Regions from separate parts of the Homo sapiens genome. Here region 1 is linked to region 2. The links are chromatin contacts, found by POLR2A ChIA-PET in ENCODE. All regions are on one chromosome and are shown on one strand. Each heading gives the region's core, a stretch centred on a gene start or an enhancer-like site at or near the end of the contact. The rest is flanking DNA. Distances are from core to core; before and after follow the strand shown.

Region 1 (6,613 bases), core at 74-2,573, 350 kb after region 2:
TGGAGCCTCCAAAGCACTTCATTCCCCTCCCTTCAACATTCTAGGCTTCCCCCACCTTTCAAAAGGGGAAGTGGCACATTTGGGGCATGTGGGCAGCTGGTGGGATGGGTCCGACCCAGTGAGAGCAGCAGCTGTCCAGCTCCAGCTCAAAGCAGGGCACGAAAAAAAGGAAACAATATAAGTCTTTCTTGGAAGAACTTTAAAGGTTTTTAACTTTTTAATAAGTGACTTAAGCAGAAGTGCCAAAAAAGCTAAGATAAATAGCTGCTTATAACCAGTATCTACTGGTTTATCTACAAACTAACCAAGTCTCTCTCAGCCCCTCCCATTCACACTCCAGGCTCTGTAAAGATTTTATCTGAGTCAACTGCAGCCCTGAGCCCCGACCCCTTCTCCAGTTTCTCTCACCCTCCCTCTGTGGAGGTTCTGAGATTTTGCCCAGTAAGTGGATAAAAGAGCCTCCCCCTTCCCTCATTCTACCCTAGTTTTCTAAGATCATGCCCTGCCCTCAGCCCCTGATCCATTCAAACACCCCCTTCCCTTTCTGCTCCTCACCCCAGTCTCTGTGCCATGTGCTGGACCATGGAGTCGGGTCGCCAGCTCTATGTGGTGTTTGGGTGGCATGAGACTCCCTAGCACCAAGAGAAAACTGCCCAGCAACCACAGACATCCACAGGCGCAGGCTCTGATTGGCTGCCCACAGCAAAAGCAAGGAAAAGGAAGGATCCAGCAAGCCATGGAGAGCCCAGCGGGGATGGGAAGGGCAAGAGCCCTTGCTGCAGTGACTCAGGCCTCCCTGGGGCAGGGCGGGGGACAGAAAGAACTCCAGATGTGCTTCCCCTTTCCTGCCTCACATCTGCCGTTAGAAACTTCCACTGTTAACCTCTCCCCTACCCACCACAGCAGAGAAGCCCTTGCATCCCACCCCCATCTAGAGGCCAACGGCCCAGCCTTCCTGGGGCCACAACCCTCTCGTCTTGAGGCTCCTCCTCCTGCTTGTGGGTACTGGCCCTAGCCCAAGTGCAAGCACTGCTTCAAACAACAACCTGGCCACCCTTACTCTGCACCGCGTGGCGAGGGCTGGAGGCAGGATGTGCAGATGACTCACTCTTCCTGCAGGCAGAGGAAGGCTGAGGTAGGGGTCTCTGCCCCAGCGCAGACCACCTAGTCCATGTGGGCTGCCAGGCCCGCTGCTGCCCATGGCCCACCCAGAACCCCCGACCCACTTCACAGTTGGGCTTCCCTCCTGAGCCTTTCAAGCAGCCCTCTAAAACCTAAACTACTCTTCCAACTTGGTCCCTCCTGCCTGAGGCTTCAGCCACAGGAGGTTACGGTAAGCAAACACCAGGAAGGTGGTGAAGGTCCCACAACCACAGAAGGAGGTGTGATTTGAAACAGAATTTGGGAAGAGTCTGACAGCTTCAGTGAGGCCCCAGCAACAAGCTAAAAGGCACGCCCCAAGCCTGCATCTAGCACTTTCAGTTGCAATCATGGCAAGCACTACTAAGGCCTCCAACTCCTGGCCTCAGCCATCCCCCCACCCAAGTAGCCAAGACTACAGGAACATGTCAATGCACCAGCTGCACCTAGCATTTTCAGATCCTAGCTAACAAGAGCTCAGGAGGCTCAGAAGAAAGGTTATCAAGTTTGGACCCAGCTCAAGATGAGCAGCCAGGGAGCAGTCTGAGCAAGCATCAGCCCATCTCCACCCATATGGATTCTAAACCACAACTCTTTTCTGCCCACTCCAACTGCAGGTCAAAGTGCTCAGCTGCAGATGACAGCCCTATCCCCTCCCAACTACCAGCCCATTGTATGTACCTGGTTTCCCCATCCAAGCCAAGAGCCCTCTTCTGTGCCTGGACTAAGAAACAGAATGAAAAAACCACACAGAAAATCATAAGCTGGGGACCAAAGGCAGTCAACCGTTTCTGCATATGCCTCAAAATGTGACTCAATCTAGAGGTTTCCAGTTTCACCTGAGCTGTTAAATTTACAGGAAGATCTTAAATGATCTTCGGAAAAGACAGAAGAGCAAGAAAATCTGAAAAGGATATTAATAAAAATTAAGCTCAAAGGGGAAAAAATAGTAACCTTTGGCCTGAGCAGGATATTAGCTGACAATTACAACTACTCTACCTTCTAGGAGGCAGCAGGGTGTGGACACAGGCTTCAAAGTGACACCCACTGGGCGTGGTGGCTCACGCCTGTAATCCAAACACTTTGGGAGGCCAAGGTGGGCAAATCATGAGGTCAGGAGTTCGAGACCAGCCTGGCCAACATGATAAAACCCCGTCTCTACTGAAAATACAAAAATTAGCTGGGCATGGTGCACGTGCCTGTAATCCCAGCTACTCAGGAGGCTGAGGCAGGAGAACTGCTTGAACCAGAACTCAGGAGGTGGAGGTTGTGGTGAGCCGAGATCACACCATTGCACTCCAGCCTGGGCAACAAGAGTGAAACTGTCTCAAAAAAAAAAAAAAAAGTCACACCCAAGTGAGGCGTGATGGCATGCACCTATAATCCCACCTACTAAGGGGGCTGAGGTGGGAGGATCACTTGAGGCCAGGACTTCAAAACTGTAGCACGATTGGTGGCTCACGCCTGTAATCCCAGCGCTTTGGGAGGCCGAGGTGGGCGGATCACGAGGTCAGGAGATCGAGACCACGGTGAAACCCCGTCTCTACTAAAAATACAAAAAATTAGCCTAGCGCGGTGGCGGGTGCCTGTAGTCCCAGCTACTCAGGAGGCTGAGGCAGGAAAATGGCGTTAACCCGGGAGGCGGAGCTTGCAGTGGAGCCAAGATCGCACCACTGTACTCCATCCTGGGCGACAGAGCGAGACTCCCGTCTCAAAGAAAAAAAAAAACTATAGCACGATTGAGCCTTTGTACAGCCAGCCACTGCACTCCAGCCTTAGCAACATAGCAAGAACCCCAGCTCTCAAATAAATAAAATTTAAAACATTTTCCTGACCCAGTTCTACCAAAAAAATTTTAAATTAAAAAAAAAAAGTGACACCCACTGGGTTCAAAACTCTGCCTCTACCACTTAAAATGTGTGATCACAGTCAAGTTAGTGAAATCTGTAAATCCCTATGCTTCCCGTTAGAAATCAGGGATACCACCACCAGACTGATAACACAGCCAGGAATGGGCCAATGGGCCAGGCCAGTGTCTGTTCTGAGTAGTCTGTGCCTTGTCCTGCAGGTTTGAGGCATTTGAACCACAGCCCTAGGGCAGGCATGGTGATGCATGCCTGCAATCCCACCACTTTGGGAGACCAAGGCGGGACGACCGCTGGAGGTCAGGAGTTTGAGAACAGCCTCGGCAATGTGGCGAAACCCTACCTCTACAAAAAAAAAAAAAAAAACCCACCACGAAAATTAGCCGGGCGTGGTGGTGCACACCTATAGTCCCAGCTACTCAGGAGGCTAAGGTGGGAGGATGGCTTGAGCCTGGGAGACAGAGGTTGAGCTGAGACTGCACCACTACACTCCAGCCTGGGCAACAGAGCCAGACCTTGTCTGAAAAAAAAAAAGAAAAAAAAAGAAAAAGAAACTACAACCCTTGCATATTGTCAGCTACCTACCTCACAGGACAGTTACAGGAAATAATGTAAAGTTCCTTTGCGCTCTGTGAATTATACACGTTAGCTCTTGTTATTAGCAGCTATTCTCTCCCTTCACTGGGAAAGGCCTGGAATCTGATCCCTAAGAATTAGGTAGTCACAAAGCCCCATGTCACTACCCGCCCCAACTGCTTCCGCTCTTTCCCAGCTAGAAGACAGTCATCACCGTAGGAGGCAGGGTAATTAAAATCACAAGTGAACACAGGCCTCTATTTCTGTTCTTCTGAAGTCTTCTCTCCTGCATATCGAGGTACTGCGAACACAGAAAGTACCCTGCTTCAACATATCTACTCCCCTTGAAGACGCCACCACTCACAAAGGAGGCAGGACAGGAAAGGGTTCAATGTTCAGTTTCCTTTAATGACCCCCATCTCCCTGAAGGGCAGGTGCAGGCAGCTAGGTGATGGCAAGAGATGTTCACTTGAAGATCTTGCCCTGATTGAAGGCTTTGCCCACATGCTGGAAGGCCCCCTCCCAGGAAAAGTACTCTCGAACCAGCGTCTGGGTCTCCTCGCTGCCAGGATCCAGTTTCCGCCATGTGTATGACTCGTAGTCCACCTGCCAATCTGGACTCAGCTGGGGATAAAAAGCCAGCATGTGGTCAAGTTATGAGACACCACCCCACACCTGTGTTACTTCCAGCTCAAACACATGTCATCAGACCCCAGGTCTCCTGTGAACATGAACTGCTCCTTCCTATAAGCATTCCTGAACCCTCCTAAACATCCATCAACTCAGAAATAAAACACAGTGCTTCTTATATCCCTGCCCCACCCTAAAGAGACTCCTCTCCTCCACCTTCCTCACCGGAAAGGCAAGCTCCTGGCCTCGGAAGACCCAGACTCCAGAAATGGAGCTGCTATTGTTGGTTCCAAAAAGGATGACACTGGCGAAGGCATTCTTCCTCAGCTTGTCCAGTCGCTGGAACATTCCTGAAGCGGCAAGGGAGAACATTCAGCCTTTGGAATCACAGCACTTGCTACACCTTGTTCTCCTTCCTTCTCAGACCCACTCTCTTACCAGTGATGAGATTGCAGCTCATGAAGGTCTGAGTGAGTTCTTCAGGGAAGCGATACTCTGAGTACCACAGGGACCAGCCGTCCTTATCAAAGTGCTCCCAGAAATATGGCAGTGCCACAGAGAGTGTGTCCTCATTGGAGTACTTGCGCTTAAATTCATCCAACACAAAGGTACTAAGAGGAAGAAAGCACAGGGGTCAATCAATAAGGAGGAAGGTTGCCAGGCTAAGAGAAGTGAAGGGTGCTTTCACTTAAAATTTACTAATATAAAGGAAATGGTCATTGTGCTGGCAGATGTGTATGACCTTATGAGGGAAGTAAGCTCAAGGGGTTTGAACAGGGGCCTAGGACACTCCTCTGCATAAGTATGCAAGGCATGTGGAGGGTGGAACTCAAAGTGGGACTCTGAGACCTGCCCCAGGAAGGGCATGGCTAACTGCTGCCCCCAGGTGGAGACAGAGTGAGGACTTCTTTTTCCCTGTTCAGGCCCTCCCCAGGCTGTTTTCCATGAACCACACTAAGTCACTGACTCACCCAAGTCTCTTCCCCCCCACCATACAGGCCTCTTCAGGTTACACAAGCTGTAACAGGAATGTAAGCAGTGAACATTCTCAAAGGGCCTCCACCCCAAATCTTACACCCATGTCCTTTAGTCCATCTCTGCCTATAAACAAGCTTTAGTCTTTTCCAAGGTTTTCCGATGCTGGAAAGCCCTTAGGTTCAGGTTATCTTAAAAGCAATCTGGCATACTGAGCCAAGAATGCCAGCATCAATATAGCAGAGGTCACTCCCTCCACGATTGGTGCTCTGTTTTCTTTCTTTCCAGTTATAAACATATACACTGGCCAGATGCGGTGGCTCACGCCTGTAATCCCAGCACTTTGGGAGGCCAAGGCAGGTGGATCACCTCAGGTCAGGAGTTCAAGCCCAGCCTGACCAACAAGGTGAAACCCCGTTTCTACTAAAAATACAAAAATTAGCTGGGCGTGGTGGCAGGCTGAGACAGGAGAATAGCTTGAACCCGAGAGGCAGAGGTTGCAGTGAGCAGAGATCGCGCCACTGCACTCCAGCCTGGGCGATAGAGGAAGAGTCCTGTCTGGGGGGAAAAAAAAGGACAGGCAGGGTGGCTCACACCTGTAATCCCAACACTTTGGGAGGCCGAGGCGGGCGGATCACGAGGTCAAGAGATCAAGACCATCCTGGCCAACATGGTGAAAACCTATCTCTACTAAAAAAAAAAAAAAAAAAAATTGGTGGCACACGCCTGTAGTCCCAGCTACTCGGGAGGCAGGGACAGGAGACTTGCTCGAACCCAGGAGACAGAGGCTGCAGTGAGCCGAAATTGCACTCCAGCCTGGCAACAGAGCAAGACTCCGTCTCAAAAAAAAAACAAAAAAAAAACAAAAAAAAAAAAAACAACCAAAAAACACATATATGTGTGTGTGCATACATGTGTTAAATGCCTAACCTTGTTTTTACTCTAACTCACTACTTTGAATCTTCCCTGTTTGTCTCTTTAACCACCTAGCCTTGCTTCTCATGTAAATAAGACTCTCTCTCTAGCTGGGAAAGCCGGACAAACTCCAATTGACCCTTTAATTTACAAGACACTAAGGGCTCCTCACCCAACCCCCTTCCACAAGGAGTTGACCTGTGTTAAGCAGATCCTCAGCATTTCAAAGGAGCCCAATTAACTGATAAGGTACTGGCACAAACAATGTATGAAGTTCCCAGGATTTTTCTCAAAGTGATAACAACATAAAGCCTTGAGTTGTGTCCCGCATAGCCCCATATCTAATTATAATGAAGGATTTAGAGCCCTGCACCTGGTACGGTTGCTTTTTGTAACCATTTGTCTTTTAAATTGTTTATCTCTCTGTAACCATTTTGCTTCTTTTGATTCTTGCATGTTTTTACCTCTGTAAAATTATTGCATTTGAGTTCCCCTCCCCTTCCTAAACCAAG
Region 2 (6,921 bases), core at 1,174-3,673:
CCATCTGTCCTCAAGCTTCTGTACTTGCAGTTCCCTCTCCCTGGAATTCTCTTCCCCAGATGTGTCCTTGGACATCACCATCCACTCATCCAAGTCTCAGCTGAAACAGCACCTGCTCCTACAGGCTGCCTTGGGGGGCTTACAGGCCACTGCCCCTGGGCAGGCCATCTATGACAGCATTCAGCTGTTGTGAATATTTTGTTGTTCTTTGCAGCAATGACCACTTTCTCATACCTCTGATATATCTTTAGTCTTGTTCTTTGTGTCCTTCATTAGAAAATAAGGTCCACAGGAGCAAGCACCTGGTCTAACCTGTTTCTATAACTGAATCTAGTGCAAGGCCCAGCTCACAGGAGAAGCAAAACAGTGATGCGTACAACAAGGGATCCACGCATGAATGCAACTGCCATTTATTCAGAATTATCTCATGCTTGGCTGCGTGATTAAAAATTTACAGAGCGTCGGCCGGGAGCGGTGGCTCAAACCTATAATCCCAGCACTTTGGGAGGCCAAGGTGGGTGGATCACGAGGTCAGGAGTTTGAGACCAGCCTGGCCAACATGGTGAAACCCCCATCTCTACTAAAAATACAAAATAAATAAATAAATAAATAAATAAATAAATAAATAAATAAATAAAAATTAGCTGGGCGTGGTGGTGCACACCTGTAATCCCAGCTACTCAGGAGACTGAGGCAGGATAATCGCTTGAACCCGGGAAGGCTGAGGTTGCAGTGAGTTGAGATCACGCCACTGCACTCCAGCCTGGGCAATAAGAGTGAGACTCCATCTCAAAAAAAAAAATTTACAGAGTATCTCTCATCTTTACAAAAATTCACGGCCAGGCGGGCACGGTGGCTCACACCTGTAATCTCAGCACTTTGGGAGGCCGAGGTGGGTGGATCACCTGAGGTCAGGAGTTCGAGACCAGCCTGGCCAACATGGAGAAACTCCGTCTCTACTAAAAATACGAAAATTAGCCGGGCCTCGTGCCACATGCCTGTAATCCCAGCTACTCAGAAGGTTGAGGCAGGAGAATCGCTTGAACTCGGGAGGCGGAGGTTGCAGTGAGCCAAGATCGTGCCACTGAACTCCAGCCTGGGCAACAGGGCAAGACTCTGTCTCGAAAAAAAAAAAAATTCAGCATCACTTATACCCGTTTCACAAAGACAGAAAGGAAGCCCAGAGGGACCAGCATTGTAATTTGCCCAAAGACACAGCATGAGTACGTGTGGCCTCCAGGATCCACACCCACACCTGCCCAAATCTTATCACCTAAATCTCATCATCACCCAACCCCATTGCCACCCACTGCCTAGCACTGCCTGCCCAAGCAGTCAGTTACTCCACTCACTCACAGCATCCTCTCAGTCAGTGGATAGAAAACCGTAAAAGGCTAACAAAGAACTAAGCACAAATTAAATTATAAATATATTGTAAAATAAATTTGTAAAGTTGAATTAACTTAGTGTTGTAATTCTTAACAAGAATAACAAGAAGCTTTCAGTAGAGGTTAGATATTAATGTTTTCCCCAAAACTTAAAGCACTTTTCGGGGCTGGGCATGGTGGCTCACGCCTGTAATCCCAGCACTTTGGGAGGCTGAGTGAGGTGGATCTCCTGAGGTCAGAAGTTCGAGACCAGCCTGGCCAAAATGGTGAAACCCTGTCTCTACTAAAAATACAAAAATTAGCCAGGTGTCCTGGCGCATGCCTGTAATCCCAGCTACCCAGGAGGCTGAGGCAGGAGAATTTCTGGAACCCGGGAGGCGGAGGCTGCAGTGAGCCAAGATCGCACCACTGCACTCCAGCCTGGGCAATAGAGTGAGACTCTGTCTCAAAACAACAACAACAACAGCAACAAAACCCCAAAAAACAAAAACAAAAAAACCCGCTTTTCTGAAAAAGAAATGTCTATGGATTAGGAAGGTCTGCCTCCCATAGGAAGATGCAGGTATTGCACATAGCCCAAATATTTGATGATTCCAGGACCGGCAGATACACAAGTTATGAAACTGTTTGTACCTTGAAGAATAACGAGAAGAGGAGGAGACCAAGAGGAATAGAAGAAAAAGAATAGAAGGAGGAGGAGGAAGAAGGGAAGGAGGACTAGAAGAAAACTACAATAATAACAACATTGTTGAGACCACAAGATCACGCCACTGGGTTTTGCTTTATATTTTGGAAAACACTGTCACATCCATTTTACTAAAAGCCATGTATCATTATTGTAGTCCCCAGATTGTCAGGGATCCAAATATTACTGCCTTCTTGGTTTCTACAAACAGAGCACAGGCTGGCTGTGTTCCCATTGGTGTACACTATTGTGTCCTGGTCCCATGCCAGGTTGACACATTGCCTCATTCCTGGGAGGGACTAAGGTGCCTCCCTGGGGAATAAATAGAGCAGGGCTGGGTACTCACCTCCACAGCAACTTCCTTGATCCCTGCCACGCACGACTGAACACAGACAGCAGCCGCCTCGCCATGAAGCTGCTGATGGTCCTCATGCTGGCGGCCCTCCTCCTGCACTGCTATGCAGGTGAGTTCTGGGCAGAGAGGGCTGCTTCTGGGCTAGGAATTGTCACCTGGGCCCCTGTAGAAGAACTCCCAACCTCTAATCCCCAGCACAGACGAGCCCCAGTGTGAAGGGCCTGGGTGCGATAGGCCTTAGGATCCCCATGAGTTCCTGACAATCAAGCATGCAGTGTCCTCATGGGCTGTCCCCTGCATTGGAGCTGCACACAGTGTATCATGGCACTCAGCGTCTCACCATGGTCACGGTGACCATAGAAACCAGGATGAGTCTCAGGATTAAATATTGAAATGAACTATTTCAGTGGGGCAAGGGAGAGATGGCATCTACACCTAGAAATCAGGAAATAATCATGGGTCTCCTTGAATATGGAACGAAATAGGAAACCTCCCAGGACAGAAGGCCCAGGCTGCAGAGTGTGACCCAGTGTCTCTCACCCTGTGTGGCTCACTCTGTGTTCTCAGAGTTGATCTGGGTCCTTCTGGGATGCCCTTACCCTCCCAGTTGCTTCAGGCTCAAGGCAGACAGGTGAGAACTCACAACCCCTGGAGTCTCCTTCCAGCACTAAAGATTCAGTGGGAGGAAAAAGCCCCGGCTGCTGGAATCAGCGCTAATATTTCCATAGGTAGCCTGCCTTGTGCAGTTCACAAAGGTGGATTCCAAACCCTACCGTATTGGCATCCAAGGTAGGTGCAGATGTGTAGAAGGGTGACAAGCTCACAGTCAACTAACTGGAAAATCACAAAGTCCAGAGCACAACCAGCTCACATGAAGCCACGTCCTGAGCTCGTTCCTCTCCCTTACAGTGGGAGGTGACCTCAGATCCCCTCATGAACAAGCTCTATTTCACATTCATGTGTGTGTGTGTGTGTGTGTGTGTGTGTGTGTGTGTGTGTGTTTGAGACAGGGTCTTGCTCTGTCACCCAGGCTGGGACTGGGACTGGTGTGCAATGGCACAGTCTCAGCTCACTGCAACCTCTTCCTCGAAGGCTCAAGTAATGCTCCTGCCTCAGCCTCCCGAGTAGCTGGGACTACAGGTGGACACCACTATGCCTGGCTAATTTTTAAATTTTTTGTAGAGATGAGGTCTCCCTGTGTTGTCCAGGCTGGTCTTAAACTCCTGAGCTCAAGCAATTCGCCTGCCTTGGCCTCCCTAAGTGCTGGGATTACAGGCGTGAGCCACCATACCTGGCCACACATTCCCTTTTATTGCAGTAGAGTCAACAGAACTAATGGACAATGTCCTAGACCCATTCATCTGAAATCCTTGGAAACCCTACCTGATGCTGGGCATGATAACAGGGAAGCATTGCATGACTTTGAACCAAGAAAGTCCAAGTAGTGTTTGCTATGTCCCCCCAGTCAGAACACCTCATTTCTCGAGGGTCCTCTTCACCAAGAATACACAGGGTTGGGCTTCTCTGGGTTTGGAAGGTCAGAGAGAATTTGCAGAGCCTGAGTTTACACTCCCAGAATTGAGAACTCTGCATACTGCACCAAAATCTTTCTGAACCTCGGTCTGTCCCTGGAGGTACGAAGATAGCCAGCTTCCCAATTCATCTGTAGAATGAATCACACCTCTAGTAATGGCCCATGTTCTTGTGTCTTTTTTTTTTTTTTTTTTTTTTCCAGATTCTGGCTGCAAACTCCTGGAGGACATGGTTGAAAAGACCATCAATTCCGACATATCTATACCTGAATACAAAGAGCTTCTTCAAGAGTTCATAGACAGTGATGCCGCTGCAGAGGCTATGGGGAAATTCAAGCAGTGTTTCCTCAACCAGTCACATAGAACTCTGAAAAACTTTGGACTGATGATGGTAATTTGGGTTTCTTCTTATGTACCCTTTGAAAATCACTGATCAGAACCAGCGGGCTCTAAATTTGGCACCAAGAATGCCAAGCAACTGGTGAACAAACTTTCTTTATATATCAATTCATTAAACTTTGTCTCCAGGCTGCTTTGCCACTTCACATTGAGAATCTTTAGGGAGTGATAAATGGAAAAGGCAAAAAGGAGAAAAGAAAGCCTTAGAGATCACCCGTCTACCTCTGACCTCACCAGTCCCTTCTCACACAGACACAGACACACATAAGCACACAAGTATAGACACACACAGACACACGGGGACAGGCATCGGCATTTTTTTTTTTTTTTTTGAGACGGAGTTTCGCTCTGTCACTCAGGCTGGAGTGTAGTGGCGTGAATCTCGGCTCACTGCAACCTCCACCTCCCGGGTTCAAGAGATTTGCCTGCCTCCACCTCCCGAGTAGTTGGGATTACAGGTGTGCGCCACCACGCCGGGCTAATTTTTGTATTTTAACTAGAGAAGGAGTTTCACCATGTTGGCCAGGCTGGTCTCAAACTCCTAACCTCAAGTGATCTGCCTCCCTTGGCCTCCCAGAGTTCTGAGATTACAGGTCTGAGCCCCCGCACCCAGCCAGAACATGCACATTTTTATCAAGAGAAAATATCTGGTTCTCAAGAGATCACACACTTGTAGGAGCAATCTACTAAGAAATTTCCTACTTTCACAAAAACAAATATTCAAAACATTCTTATTTTTTTTTATCTAGCTCAGAAAATACAATTTGTGCAAATTCTGCATTTTCTAAAATAAAGAAAAAAATTTTTTTGAGATGGAGTTTCACTCTGTTGCCCAGGCTGGAGTGCAGTGGCATGATCTTCGTTCACTGCAACCTCTGCCTCCTGGGATCAAGCAATTCTTGTGCCTCAGACTCTCAGGTAGCTGGGACTACAGGCATGTACCACCATGCCCAGCTAATTTTTGTATTTTTAGTAGAGATGAGATTTTACCATGTTGGCCAGGCTGGTCTTGAACTCCTGACCTCAGGTGATCTGCCCGCCTCGGCCTCCCAAAGTGCTGGGATTACAGGTGTGAGCCACTGCTCCCGGCCTAAAATAAAGAATTTAAAATGCAAGTCCAAGCAACCAAGATTTGTTAGCATACATGACTGGAAGTCATGCACCACTTAATTAAGTGCCTCATGAAGTGGGAAGTGCAGATTATGGGTATGAAACAGCACGAGTGCTAGAATTGTTTAAAACAAAAGTCAGTGGTTATAACAAGGAGTATTTCTGTCTGTTTATAAAGATGTGTTGGTTACGAGTTTTGTTTTTTGTTTTTCGTTTTTTTCGAGATGGAGTTTAGCTCTTGTTGCTCAGGCTGGAGTGCAATGGCACGATCTCGGCTCACTACAATCTCCGGCTCCTGAGTTCAAGTGATTCTCCTGCCTCAGTCTTCGGAGTAGCTGGAATTACTGGCACACAACACCACAGCCTGCTAATTTTTGTATTTTAAGTAGAGATGGGGTTTCACCATGTTGGCCAGGCTGGTCTCAAACTCCTGACCTCAGGTGATCTGCCCGCTTCAGCCTCCCAAAGTGCTGGGATTACATTTTTTTTTTAAGAATTTATTTAATACCCTAAAATTTTATTTAAAACATTCCATAATAAAAAATGTAAAGATATATCAAATGCTCAAGGATAAAAATAAATATTAACTGCAATTTGGGATGGTTGAATCATTTTTTTCTTTAAAAACTCAGATTAGCCAGGTGCATCCCTCATACCTGTAATCCCAGCACTTTAGGAGGCCAAGGCGGGCAGATCACTTGAGGTCAGGAGTTCAAGACCAGCCTGGCCAACATGCTGAAACCCTGTCTCTACTAAAAATACAAAAATTAGCTAGGCGTGGTGGCGCACACCTGTAATTCCAGCTGCTTGGGTGGCTGAGGCAGAAGAATTACTTGAAGCCAGGAGGCAGAGATTGCAGTGAGCCAAGATAGTGCCACCGCACTCCAGCCTGGGCAACAGAGTAAGACTCCATCTCAAAAACAAACAAACAAACAAAAATCCTAAACAAACCAAAAAAACCCCTCAGATTAATCATTCATATTGTAAAACTCCAGTGTTTCTTGTTTCCGTTTTTTTGTCTTTGTTTTTGTTTTTGAGACAGAGTCTTGCTCTTTTGCCCAGGCTGGAATGCAGTGGTACAATCACAGCTCACTGCAGCCTCCATCTCCTGGGCTCAAGTGATCCTCCCGCTTCAGCCTCCTGAGTAGCTGCGACTACAGGTGCACACTAACACACCTGGCATATATATACATATATATACACACACACATATATACACACATATGTACACACATATGTACACATATGTACACATATATGTGCACATATACATGCATATATGTACACATATATGCACATATATACATATATACACACATATATACATATATACACATATATACACATATATACATATATACACATATATACACATATATATATATATATTTTTTTTTTTGTAGAGATGGCATTTTGTCATATTGTCCAGGCTGGTTTAAACTCCTGGGGTCA

What was found. ChIA-PET counts read pairs that join two places held with the same protein, here RNA polymerase II (POLR2A).
Region 1: POLR2A ChIA-PET joins it to region 2 with 12 read pairs in activated CD4-positive, alpha-beta T cell. The contact joins the enhancer-like site here to the promoter of SCGB2A1 in region 2. POLR2A ChIA-PET finds 5 or more read pairs at or near these places in 2 of 52 experiments (WTC11 and activated CD4-positive, alpha-beta T cell).

The regions. Positions count from the first base shown.
Region 1 is chr11:62,555,633-62,562,245 of GRCh38, forward strand. It overlaps EEF1G (eukaryotic translation elongation factor 1 gamma), which reads right to left. Exons shown (of 10, transcript NM_001404.5): 8 at 4,650-4,822; 9 at 4,437-4,561; 10 at 3,964-4,205. The coding sequence ends at 4,047. Among named protein-coding and RNA genes, the nearest start is that of MIR6747, 8.1 kb to the right of the region's middle. RefSeq lists enhancers at 373-1,178, 581-670, 681-740, 1,071-1,210, 1,179-1,982 and 5 more. Within about 2 kb of position 1,324, at least 41 of the 41 ENCODE cell types and tissues checked have a DNase peak (open chromatin) inside an H3K27ac peak, as active enhancers do.
Region 2 is chr11:62,206,250-62,213,170 of GRCh38, forward strand. SCGB2A1 (secretoglobin family 2A member 1) reads left to right here and starts at 2,424. Exons shown (of 3, transcript NM_002407.3): 1 at 2,424-2,537; 2 at 4,164-4,351. The coding sequence starts at 2,483.